2 separate regions of the Mus musculus genome follow, and region 1 is linked to region 2. The links are chromatin contacts, found by Hi-C or POLR2A ChIA-PET in ENCODE. All regions are on one chromosome and are shown on one strand. The core of a region is the stretch at or near the end of the contact, and the rest is flanking DNA. Distances in the headings are between cores, read along the strand shown.

Region 1 (5,339 bases), core at 170-2,669, 420 kb after region 2:
TGGACTGAAGGAGCCTGGGCCTTTGAGCCTTGCCTACTCGCTGCTGCTCTGCAAACAGTATCTCACGGCCAAGGGTGGGAGACAGAGAAACTCAGAGTTTAAAGCTCCTCGCGGATGCTCTAGGACCCCTTACATTGTGATGTTATGTTAGATTTTATTTTGAAATATATCTAGTGGTTCCCCATGTGGATCCTTGTTAAGAGCAAACTGAAAAGGCATGAAATTCCTTTAGCGTGAAGAAATGCACTTAATGAGTTCCAGAGCCCAATGTGAACGGCCTCAGCCCCTGAAACAGTCATCTGGATGCCATCGATGGTATTTTATTAGATAGGCATTTAATTAGAGGAAGCTTTTGGGCCAGATTCTTTCTTATATGTGTGATTCATATTCAGGAATTTCTTACACGGCCATCCCCCTCCCCACCCACCCCACCCCCGCTCTTTGGCCCTGCGCTTAAAATCTGAGTAGTAAGACTTTTTTCTCCTCAAGAACATCTTTGAAGATTTAAACCAAGTAATGAAAAAAAAAAAAAAAAAAGTCCAGGCCTGAAGAACCTAGATGCAGAGTCAGCCCCTGGCCTGCTGAGTCTTGGGGGGGGGGGGGGAGTTGGGGGGAGTTGACCTCAGAAGTCTCCCTGGTTGTACGTTGCCAAGCTTTTTGTAAAAGGAGGATTAAAATTCAGATAGGAAACATTTTTAACATTGGTGAATTGATGGTAAATGTGCTTAGAGGTTCGTTTTGTCCCCTTTTTCCCTTTTTATCTAGAGTCCCTGACCACAGGAGTTCAGTCTGCTTTCTCCCCGTACAGTGCTTTCTGCCCTCTCTGAGCAGCGCTGTGCTTGCCACAGGCGCAGCCCTTATTGAATGAGCCTCAGAGGTACAGGTGGACCCAGCCTGCAGTTAGTCAGTCAGGCTTGGTTTGACTCTGTGTGCCTCTGTCTTGATCGCTTGGCTTTGCCTGAGCCCTTTACGTGGGTTTAGCTAGAATTTCCATAGCCACTGTGGTTATAACTCCCATGGCAAGCTGTTTCCTGCTCCTCTCTCCCATCCGAACCCATTGCTCCTCCGTGTTCCTCCAAGGTTTCCCTCCATCACATTGCACGGCTCAGGTCTGTTCTGCTGTCGCTGAATTCTGCAATGAAGTGCAAGAGTTTCTTTAAACGCAAGGAACAGACTGTAGCTTCATGCTGGCCAAACAAACACACAGGAGGGAAAGCCTGTGTTGGGAACAAGATTTTAAAAGGGGGTGGGGCCAAAGAACTGATTGGCACTGCTTTTTCCTTTGGTTTAATCCACCCCTTTCCCATGTGATGAGCTGAAACTTAAAACAGGAAATGAACTCACTGGAGGCACCAGGTACTGGGTGTTAACACAAAGGCCTGGCATTCAGGCCAAAATTAGCATGCCTCTTAATATCATTTTTTTTTTTTTTTTTTTTTTTTTTACGAAAGAGGTACTAATGAAAAGCATTTAAAAAAAAATTCCATAATGATTCAGATGTGGAGTCAGCTTAAATCAAAGATCCACGTGGTCTGGTTGCCACCAATTGGACAGAAAGCTGTGTGGTTCTCCCTTTTAGTAGCCTAGATACATACTTCCGAGTATGTCTCCTGGGAGCAGAGTTGAAAGTGTGGGTTTATGTTAACCGGCTGTGGCAGGGACAAGGAAAGGGGTAGGTCTGTTGGAAAAAGGTCTTCATGAAGTGAAGAGCGTAGCACTCTCAGAAACCTCTCACCCAGAGACGTGTTGCTCTCCAAGAAAACAATGGAATGCCCGACCAGAAAGAAGCTAGGGAAGCGCTTAAAACTCTCAGAGAGAGAGAGAGAGAGAGAGAGAGAGAGAGAGAGAGAGAGCTCTCCACACAGCCTTGGCTTTGCTTGGTTCTCCATTGAGGTTTTCTTGGGTGACTCTGTTGAGCCCATGATGGCCACTGGGCACAGCCCGGAAGGGGGCTCCCCTGCATGTTTGTGGCTCTGGTATTAGATGGCAGCTTCGCATGCAAGGCAGCACCTGTCCTTCTTCCTAAGGACTCTGGGCCAGGTTAGCTGCTCTGCGATGTCTCCAGATGACAGTTGTTGGTATGGAAAACCTGCCCCTATAGTGGTTGGGATAGAGTTCGAAAGGTCACGTCAGCAAAGCAAAGGTTGGTGCTGCGCCTGTGTGCACTGGTGCCAGGCAGCACTGCAGCCCCCTGGGCTGGTTCAGAATATTCAACAGTGGTGGGAAATGGCAGAAGACAAAGGCCCTTACAGAGTCTGGAGGTGGGAATGGGGCATGCAGGGTTCTGGCCGGTCTGTCATCCCTGGTGATGAGCGTCTGTCTCACGCAGCTGCACCCCCAGCTCCCTTTCCCCTGGCTTCCAGTGTGAGAAGCAAGACCTTGACCCTCTGCCTGCAATGCTACAGAAAGACCACACTTAGCTCTTCAGTTACCAAGAATGCCCGCTCTCTCCAGGAGCATCTAGAGGGCTTGAAGGGTCATCAACCCCTTGCTCTCACCTCTTCCTGCCTTGGAAAATTGCTGCAAACCTCACTAACCGAATCTCACCAGCCCAGCCCATGTTTTTAACACAATTTCCTCCTGTTCTCTCTGTGTGTGCATTTAATCCTTGAGGTAATAATGTGTTGTATTAAAATTTTCTGATGCACTGAATTAATTCTCAAGTAGAAAAGGCTGGGGACTTCATTCTCATTTCTGTCATTTGTTTAATAAATTTAAGAAACATTCTTTCCATTGTTCCACTGTATACCGTTTTGTCAGCATGTACCTACCTGGGAGAAGACGCTCTGTTTTGAACATTCTGTCTTGATCCTTGGAGCATGGCATACCTTCTGTCCCCTGCACTGTTGGAACGCTGTTTGATGTCTTTTCAACCCAAAACCTTGCCTAAATACCAATTTGTACCTGGAATACCCTTTGTAGAACACAGCAGTCGCTCACCCAGCGGCACTTTGACAGACCGAATCATGGCCACCCAGGCGCCGGGAGAAGTGTACACTTGGCTTTTGTGGCCTCATCTTCTCTCAAGGCCCTGCACCGTATAAGGTGCTATGGGGTGGGGCAAGCCCTTGGAGGAGAGCAAGTTCACTTTAAAGGGGGGCAGATGTAGGTGGAACAGAGCGCATCTGAGACAGCAGCTTACGTTGGGAGCTCACACAGCCAGCCGTCCACAGGCTGGGCTTTGCTATTCCCAGTGGGAGTGAAACACCTGATGCTGATTGGCTTTGGTGGGAGGGAGTGGGGCGTAGCATCTCCATCAGACAAGCTCTTTGTCCCCTGGGTGGGCACCCACAATGTGTGCTCCTCAGATGCGCCCTGCTTTCACTTCTGCCTGTGCTTCCGTGTGGAGCCTCCGCACAGCATGGACTCCTGTCACCCAGGATGCTCTCTGTCTTCTCTGATAGCCATGAGTTTGGTGGCGAGCATGGAAGACCAAACTCATGTCAAATGTTTGCATGGTATTAATATCTTGTGTTACTCTAAACTCCAGAGGCTTTCCTAAACCTTGTCCTAACGGGAATCTTGCTGTTAACAAACCAAAAACCTGTTTGATGTAACTGTTCTTTCCCACCGATGGCTGAAGCTTTGTCCTTCCTACAAGATGGTATACTAGACTCCACGTTCCTCAGTGACACCAAGTTCACAAGTCCTCCGCCATCTTCAAAGCAGGATTCTCCTTTACCTTTGCCCTAGAAGTAAGAGCAGCCTTGTATGCTCTCTGCCATTTGACCCTAAGTGACACCCCCTCTGTCTGTCTGTCTGTCTGTCTGTCTGTCGCCTGTCTGCAAGTCCGACATCACTGTTGCTTGTCTGAATGGCTTGGTGATGAAGTGTGAAGTGGAAGCTTAGCTGTTGTTGAGCTCGCCTTAAAGGATGCTGGTTCTGAGGAACGCATGTAACTTGCCCCCAGCCACCTAAGGTATCAGGAAGAGGACACCATCTCTAACACTGGTAAACTGTGACCTCACTCTTCCATGTGGGAACCTTGCCATTCCAGCCAGCTGTTGTCATAGAGTCCGATGGCCAGGGACCCACCTCTGATTCAGTGTGGTGGGGATTTTCTTGGGTGGTGAATGCTCAGAATAGATGATCTCATTCGAAATTTCATTGTCTTCTTTCTTAGTGGGAAGTCGTGAGTTTAAAAAGAGCCCTGTGTTTCTTCTGTCTTTCCTATGTATGCCTCTAGAACTAACACATTCTGAGTATGTAGGTAAAAAAAAAAAAAAAATCTATATTTTAGAACCAGGTAACAAAAGATAGGATTGTAGCATCTAAAAACTTGCAAAAGACGTAAGTTTATTCGGAGAATAGTAAAGAAGTTTTGAAAGTAGGAGTTAATCAGCGCCATCAATGTTCTCATTTTAATAATTTATCAAATAACAAGTTTCTTTTTTTTTTTTAATTGTCAGGTTTTCTGCTTCTCTTTTTACAGGAAAGAACCCACACGAAATACCTATCAAGTTAAAAATTAGACACTAATCAACTTACTGACTACTTTACAAAACAGGACAGGTTCAGAAGTATGTGAAATGCCATTTTAATTATCTGAGAAATAGATTGGATTTTTTTCTCACTCTCTCTTCCCAGAACTGGGTGAGTCTGTTTACACAGCTTTGGCCTACGCTGAAGAAGCAGATCATTAGCAGGGAGCTTGTGCCAGCCCTCAGAGGGGATGAGAGGCAGGAAGCTGTGCCCGCTCCCTCTCAGGCCGTTTTGTCTCCTCTGATGAAGAGCCTGTCCTGAGCCTCTGAGCTCAGCCTCCTATGGGCCAGGAGAGAATTATGAATGTATTCTAAATGAAAATGATAAAGCTGTAGAGGCAGGCTCTGGGATAGGTGATAGATTGAAATCCATAAAAACAGCAGGGCCAATTTGAAATCCCATAATTATTTGTGGAATGACAAAGTGTCCATTTAAGAAGATTTGAAAAGGCCTTTGCCAGAAGTGTGTGCCCTTAGAGCATTGTTGGTGGGGGATTGCTGGCCCACCTCTTCATGCAGATTAGTGGGAGAGGAAGACATTGCCGAGGAGCTACTAACCTGAGTGCCTGAGAAAAACTTTTAGAAGTAGGGATTGGAAATCTCCAGAGGTTTAGTGAGCAGTTGATCTCTTCCCTAACACCTTGGAATTCCTTCCCGCCTCTTGCCTTACTACCCGGGTGCTTCCTCGGAGGGTCGTACAGAATTGTCTACCTGTAGCTCCCTCCCTCATGAAGAAATTTGCCTATTCTCACTTGCAGTCAGGGAAGACAGGTTTAAAAAACAAAAGCCCACTCGTCAATCATTCCACAGCATAAGGACAAAGGTGCCTGATGGGTTCCTCTTCTCTGTTCCCACCAC
Region 2 (5,234 bases), core at 261-2,760:
CTCACTGCCCCCCACTCAGCTATCTTAATGTCCCCCCACTGAGCTATCTCATTGTCCCCCCACTTGGCATTTATAATTGGACCAAGTTTTAGGCATCCCCAGAAGTTTTATTACACTGATTATTTCAGTGCAAATCAGGACAAAGTATTGACACCTCTCAGGTTGTTTAATTAAACTATGATTATTTTAAATGAACAACCGATAGTCTCTCTACAATGTGCCATTCTTCTAGGTAACGAGGACAGTGTTGATCATCAACAGCAGACAGCACATGGGACTTGCTAGTGGTGTTCAGAGCGGGCAGCTTTCTCCCAGCAATGCTAACCCAAGGTCGAGTTCACTAATTAGCCACTGAGGTACACTTTGCTACAATATCGATTCCAGGCCTTTTCCTTCAACAGACACCCAATTAAATTGTCTTGGTCAAAACAGAAGTAATTGAGACTCCCAGAACAGCTGTAAAGATCAGGTGGGGTAGAGAGAATCCCTTTAGCTCAGACAATAAACCCTGCAGCTCAGCACACGGCCTCGGGTCCTGCTACCCCATTCCCCGGCTCTCAGAAGGAAACGTCTCCAAGCTGGTCTTACTCACAGGCTTCACTCCACTGCATATGCAAAACTTGCTAAGAGACTAAGTGTTCTTGTGAAGAAGGAAAAAAAAGGAGGTATGTGAGGTGACAAATATGCTAACTAACTTGGAATCATCATCTCACAACTTGCAGTTTGTCCTGTACATTGTAAGAAAGCTTGGGGGAAATACGCTAGATTAAAAGGGGCATTCATAGTACTGATATTTGACAAAGCCACTTAGATACGCTTTTCTCGAACGAGTCCTAAGGCGTGCCACTTGTTCCTGAACAGTGTGTGTGCATTACAACAATCCAGTTTGACACTCCCTGAGTTCTGTATCTTATTGGTCGGTATTTGTGATTTGTAGCTCAAAGCTTTGTGCATCACAGGTTATGCACACAGCGTCCACGAGAGGGCGATATAGCCTCGCTTTTAAGTCCTACACCGTCAGCGCAAGCGCGGCAAGAGTTCGCGAGCTAGGGGAAATCATTACCAACTTCCTTTCCACGGTGAAGTCAGTGACCCTTCTGTCACTTGGCAAAGCAAGCCAGGCAGCGAGCCTCGAAAGGCCGTCCTTTAAGTTAATGATTTATTGATTTTGCTGCCTGGTTTTGCTTTCACTGAGCCGGAGAGAAGGGGGTTGTCTTTTTAAACGTTCGTAGCTTGTTTGCTAGAATTCTAAACAGAAAGCTAAGCCTTCCTAGTGTGTTGGAATGCTCCATGTATGCAGTGGCTTTGTGGATGCTGACTGAGGACCTGCCCCCTAGCTGTTTAGTTCAATGAGAAGAAAGCAGGAAGACCAGAGATAATATAAGCGACCCAGCTGCCCTAGGGTTGCATTAGACCCAGCCCTTGACCAGAGCCTGGCCTCAACTTCTCAGCGTGGGTTTGCACAAACCACAAGTGAGGCCAGCTGCTCAGAGAATGAGTCAGCCCCCAGAATTCCATATGCAAATAAAGACAGAGCCGTTCCCCCAGACGCCTGGATGAGTTCCTGGAAGATCAGAATGCTTGGCAGTTCCCACTGAAGGTTTGAAGCCGCTGGCTGACTTCTTCTGCACATGAGATCTGACTCCTAGCATCGTTTGCACCCTGGAGACCAGGAAAGACCATACTGCAATGTGCTATGTGTCCATGTCAAGAGGTCTCTGGTTTTGTGCCTTTTTGCCCCATGATAGAAGTTGTTCTGTTTCAGAACAAGTGAGACGTCAAAATAAGAAAAGGGGTGGGTCTCACTGCAGATACTTCAGTCTTTAAGAGAAGAAATGGTTCCCTGTGGTTAGCAAAAGAGCAGAGCTCAGACTACCTCTGTTCAGAGCCTGAAGCACAAAGTTCTCCAGGGAGAAGAGGAGACCACACAGCCAACCCCAGGGTCTTCTTACCTCCTGGAATGGCCACTCTTCTGGATAGCTTTATGTCAACTTGACACACGCCAGAGTCATCTGAGAGGAGGGAACATCAATTAAGAAAATGCCTCCACACTGTAATTGGTAGGGGTGGCCCTAGCCTACAGTGGGTGATGCCATCTCTGGACTGGTGGTCATGGGTTCTATAAGAAAATAGACTGAGCAAGACAGACGAGGCAAACCATGCAGAGCAAACCAGTAAGCAGCACCCATCCGTGGCCTCTACATCAGTTCCTGCCGCCAGGTCCTTCTCCTAAGTCCTGTCCTGATTTTCTACAGTGATCTGGAAGTGTTAAGCTAAATAAGTCCTTCCTTCCCCAGCTTGCTTTTGGTCATGATATTTCATCACAGCAATAGAAACCCTAACTAAAGCAAGTTGGTATCAAGATGGTAGGGTATAGTAGGGTAGAGCTATGACAACCCTGACCATGTTATTTTGGGGAAGATTATGGAAGGACTTTGGAACTTGAGGCTAGAAAAGCCAGAGTGCTCAGTACCTGGTGAGTGTACTGTAGGAGCTTGGAAGATAAGAATGTTAAAAGCAGAACAGAAGATGGGGCCTAGGGGGGCGGAGATACGGCTCAGTGGTTAAGACTCTTCTTCTAGAGGTCCTGAGTTCAATTCCCAGCAACCACAAGGTGGCTCGAAATCACCTGTAATGGGATCCATTGCCCTCCTCTGGGGAGCATGAAGATGGTATACTCATAAATATTTTTTTTTTAAAGATGAGGCCTGTCTTGTGAAGTTTCAGAGGGAAGTTTAAAAACTATCGGGACCATTTGCTATTTTGATTTGAGATTTCATGAGTCTGGTTAGCTGGGGCCCAAGAATCAGCTGTGTTTAACACGATAGTAGAACTACTAACGTGAAACCTTTGCTTTGTTGGGATACTGGATACTGGCCAGCCGGAGCTGAGAAATTATCAGTGATTAAGAGGTTGAGGTTAACTCTTATGGGAAGTGTTTCCTGAGAGTCAGCACACAGAAGCTGTGTTCCAGAGGCAGCCAAGTTTGTACCTCATGCTGGCATCTGAACTTGGTAGTATAAGAGTCATCCAGATGGTACCAGTTTTGAAGTCAGGAAGGGGCCATGGAAAACAGCTGAGGCTTGGCACTGTGAGAGGCCAGGAGAGGCCACCGGGGAAGGTGCAGCCTTGGTGGCAGTTGAAGTCCTAGGACTGAAGGGACCAGGAAAGAGAAGGTGAGGCTTGGCACCGTGAAGAGAGTCAATGAAAAGCTACTGATGAGAGCAGAAACCCCCCGGCCTTTTGGAAATGGCAGTACCATGGATGACCACCAAGAATAGCAGCTGCTGTGCAGTGGAGCCAGCGAGGCCTGGAAGACAAGCTGTGTGTGCTTCAGAGCCAGAGAATGACCCACGCCCCTTGGAGGAGCCCAGAAGACCATGAGTGGAGCTCAGATATTGAATGCTCAGTGATTTACACTTTTGGGAGTTTGCTTTTGCTTTGATTTCGTTGTGACTTTTCTCTGGTTCTTCTCTCTCGAAGTAAGAAAATATTTAACTTTATTTTATTTTACAGGAACGCGTAGTTTGAGGCACTTTGAATTTTTAACGTGATTGAGTTTGTAAAAACTGCGAGGTTTTTTTTAAAGTTATTTGTATTTTTAATGTGAGACCGTGGGGATGAATGAGAAAGGAAAGTGATGTCTGTGTCAGGTTGACAAGGAGTCAGTTGTGCTGGACAGTTTAATGTCAACTTGACACAAGCTAAAATCACTGAGAGGAGGAACCCGCTCTCTTCAGTGGTTATCTTAATTAGGGTTTCATGGCTATGAAGGGACAACATGATCAAAGCAATTCTTATAAAAGAAAGCAGTTAATTGGAGCTGGCTTACAGTTTCAGAGGTTCAGTCCATGGTGATGTGCAGGCAGACACGGTGCTGGGGGAGCTGAGAATTCTACAACTTGACTGAAAGGCAGCAGGAGACATTTTCACACTGGCCAGACTTGAGCATATGTAAAGCCCCACCTCCATAGTGATACACTTCCTCTCACAAGGCCACACCTCCTCCAATAAGGCCACACCTCTTAACCGTATCGTTCCCTTGGATCAAGCATATTCAAACCACCACAGTGGTTGATGGAGGATGGTCCAGTCCATTGTGGGTGGAGCCATCCCTGGGCTGGTGGTCCTGCGTTCTATAAGCAAGCAGGCTGAGCAACCCATGTGGAACTAGCAACCTCTGCATCAGCTCCAGTCTCCAGGGTCCCATTCTATTGGAGTTCCTGTCCTGACTTCCTTCAGTGATAGAATACGGATGTGGAAGTGTGAGGCAGATAAACCCCTTCCTCCCCAGCTTGCGTTTTGACCATGGTGTTTTCTTGCATCGACAGAAATGCTGAGTAATATGGCCACTGAGAACTGAAAGGACTGAGCTGTAAAATGTGTGAGCCTAGGGATGGAGAAAGCAGGGATCCTCATCCTCCCCCAGGGACCACAGTGGCTCTACAGAGGACAGTCAGTATTGAAGCCAGCCTCCCTCTGTCAGACAGGAGTGGGAAGAGCTAGAGGACCTCCTTAATCAGGGTAACCTTCTCACGTGGGGAGCCCTTAGCTCAAACAAGCAAGTGGTTACTGGAGTCTAGCCCAGGTGTCACTGGCCGCACCAACTGCCAAGGGCTATGTTTGCCCAAAGGAGATTCTTTCCTCTCTACCTTGGAAGAGCTCAGAGTTAGCTCTGAAGGCCACATGACAGCCAGAAGGAACCATAGTACTGATTGAACCTTGGCTTTTTTTCCTGCCACCTGCCTGTCCCCGACCACCAGACCCTATAACCCTCTGGGTCCTAAACACTCAGAGAGGGGTAGCCCACAGGAGATACTAGCCTTTCTCCTAGTCGGGAGCATATGATGTTGGCTCAGTTTTAAATTTTCGAGACGTGAAATGATGGTTGTGATTCAGCTTTGGGAATTAAGGACAGCCAGAAAGACACTCAGCCTGCACAGCAGATGGAGCTAAGTCTCTATCTGATGCCAAGCTAAGCCTTAAAGCCTCAGGGAGACATAATGAATAAAAGACCTGCAAATCCCCAAGTCTCTCCCCTGTACTCTCACCAGTCAGGTTTGAGAGCAATAGTCCTGCTTTAAAAAATGCGTCCTTGGGGGCTGGAGAGATGGCTCAGAGGTTAAGAGCACTGACCGCTCTTCCAGAGGTCCTGAGTTCAATTCCCAGCAACCACATGATGGCTCACAGCCATCTGTAATGAGATCTGATGTTCTCTTCTGATGTGTCTGAAG

What was found. A loop is a pair of places that touch in the nucleus more often than their neighbours do. ChIA-PET counts read pairs that join two places held with the same protein, here RNA polymerase II (POLR2A).
Region 1: a map of left cerebral cortex shows a loop between it and region 2 (4-fold over the local background). The contact joins the promoter of B930095G15Rik here to the enhancer-like site in region 2. A Hi-C loop is called at or near these places in 8 of 37 maps with a recorded cell type or tissue (CH12.LX, gastrocnemius and left cerebral cortex). POLR2A ChIA-PET finds 5 or more read pairs at or near these places in 1 of 5 experiments (Patski).

Annotation. Positions count from the first base shown.
Region 1 is chr14:121,247,287-121,252,625 of GRCm38, forward strand. It overlaps B930095G15Rik (RIKEN cDNA B930095G15 gene), which reads left to right and starts at 1,420. Exons shown (of 1, transcript NR_155502.1): 1 at 1,420-5,339. All of the region lies in intron 13 of Farp1 (FERM, RhoGEF (Arhgef) and pleckstrin domain protein 1 (chondrocyte-derived)), which reads left to right.
Region 2 is chr14:120,830,999-120,836,232 of GRCm38, forward strand. No RefSeq gene overlaps it. Among named protein-coding and RNA genes, the nearest start is that of Gm33173, 15 kb to the right of the region's middle. Within about 2 kb of position 1,511, at least 3 of the 3 ENCODE cell types and tissues checked have a DNase peak (open chromatin) inside an H3K27ac peak, as active enhancers do; they include gastrocnemius and left cerebral cortex, where a contact is called at or near this core.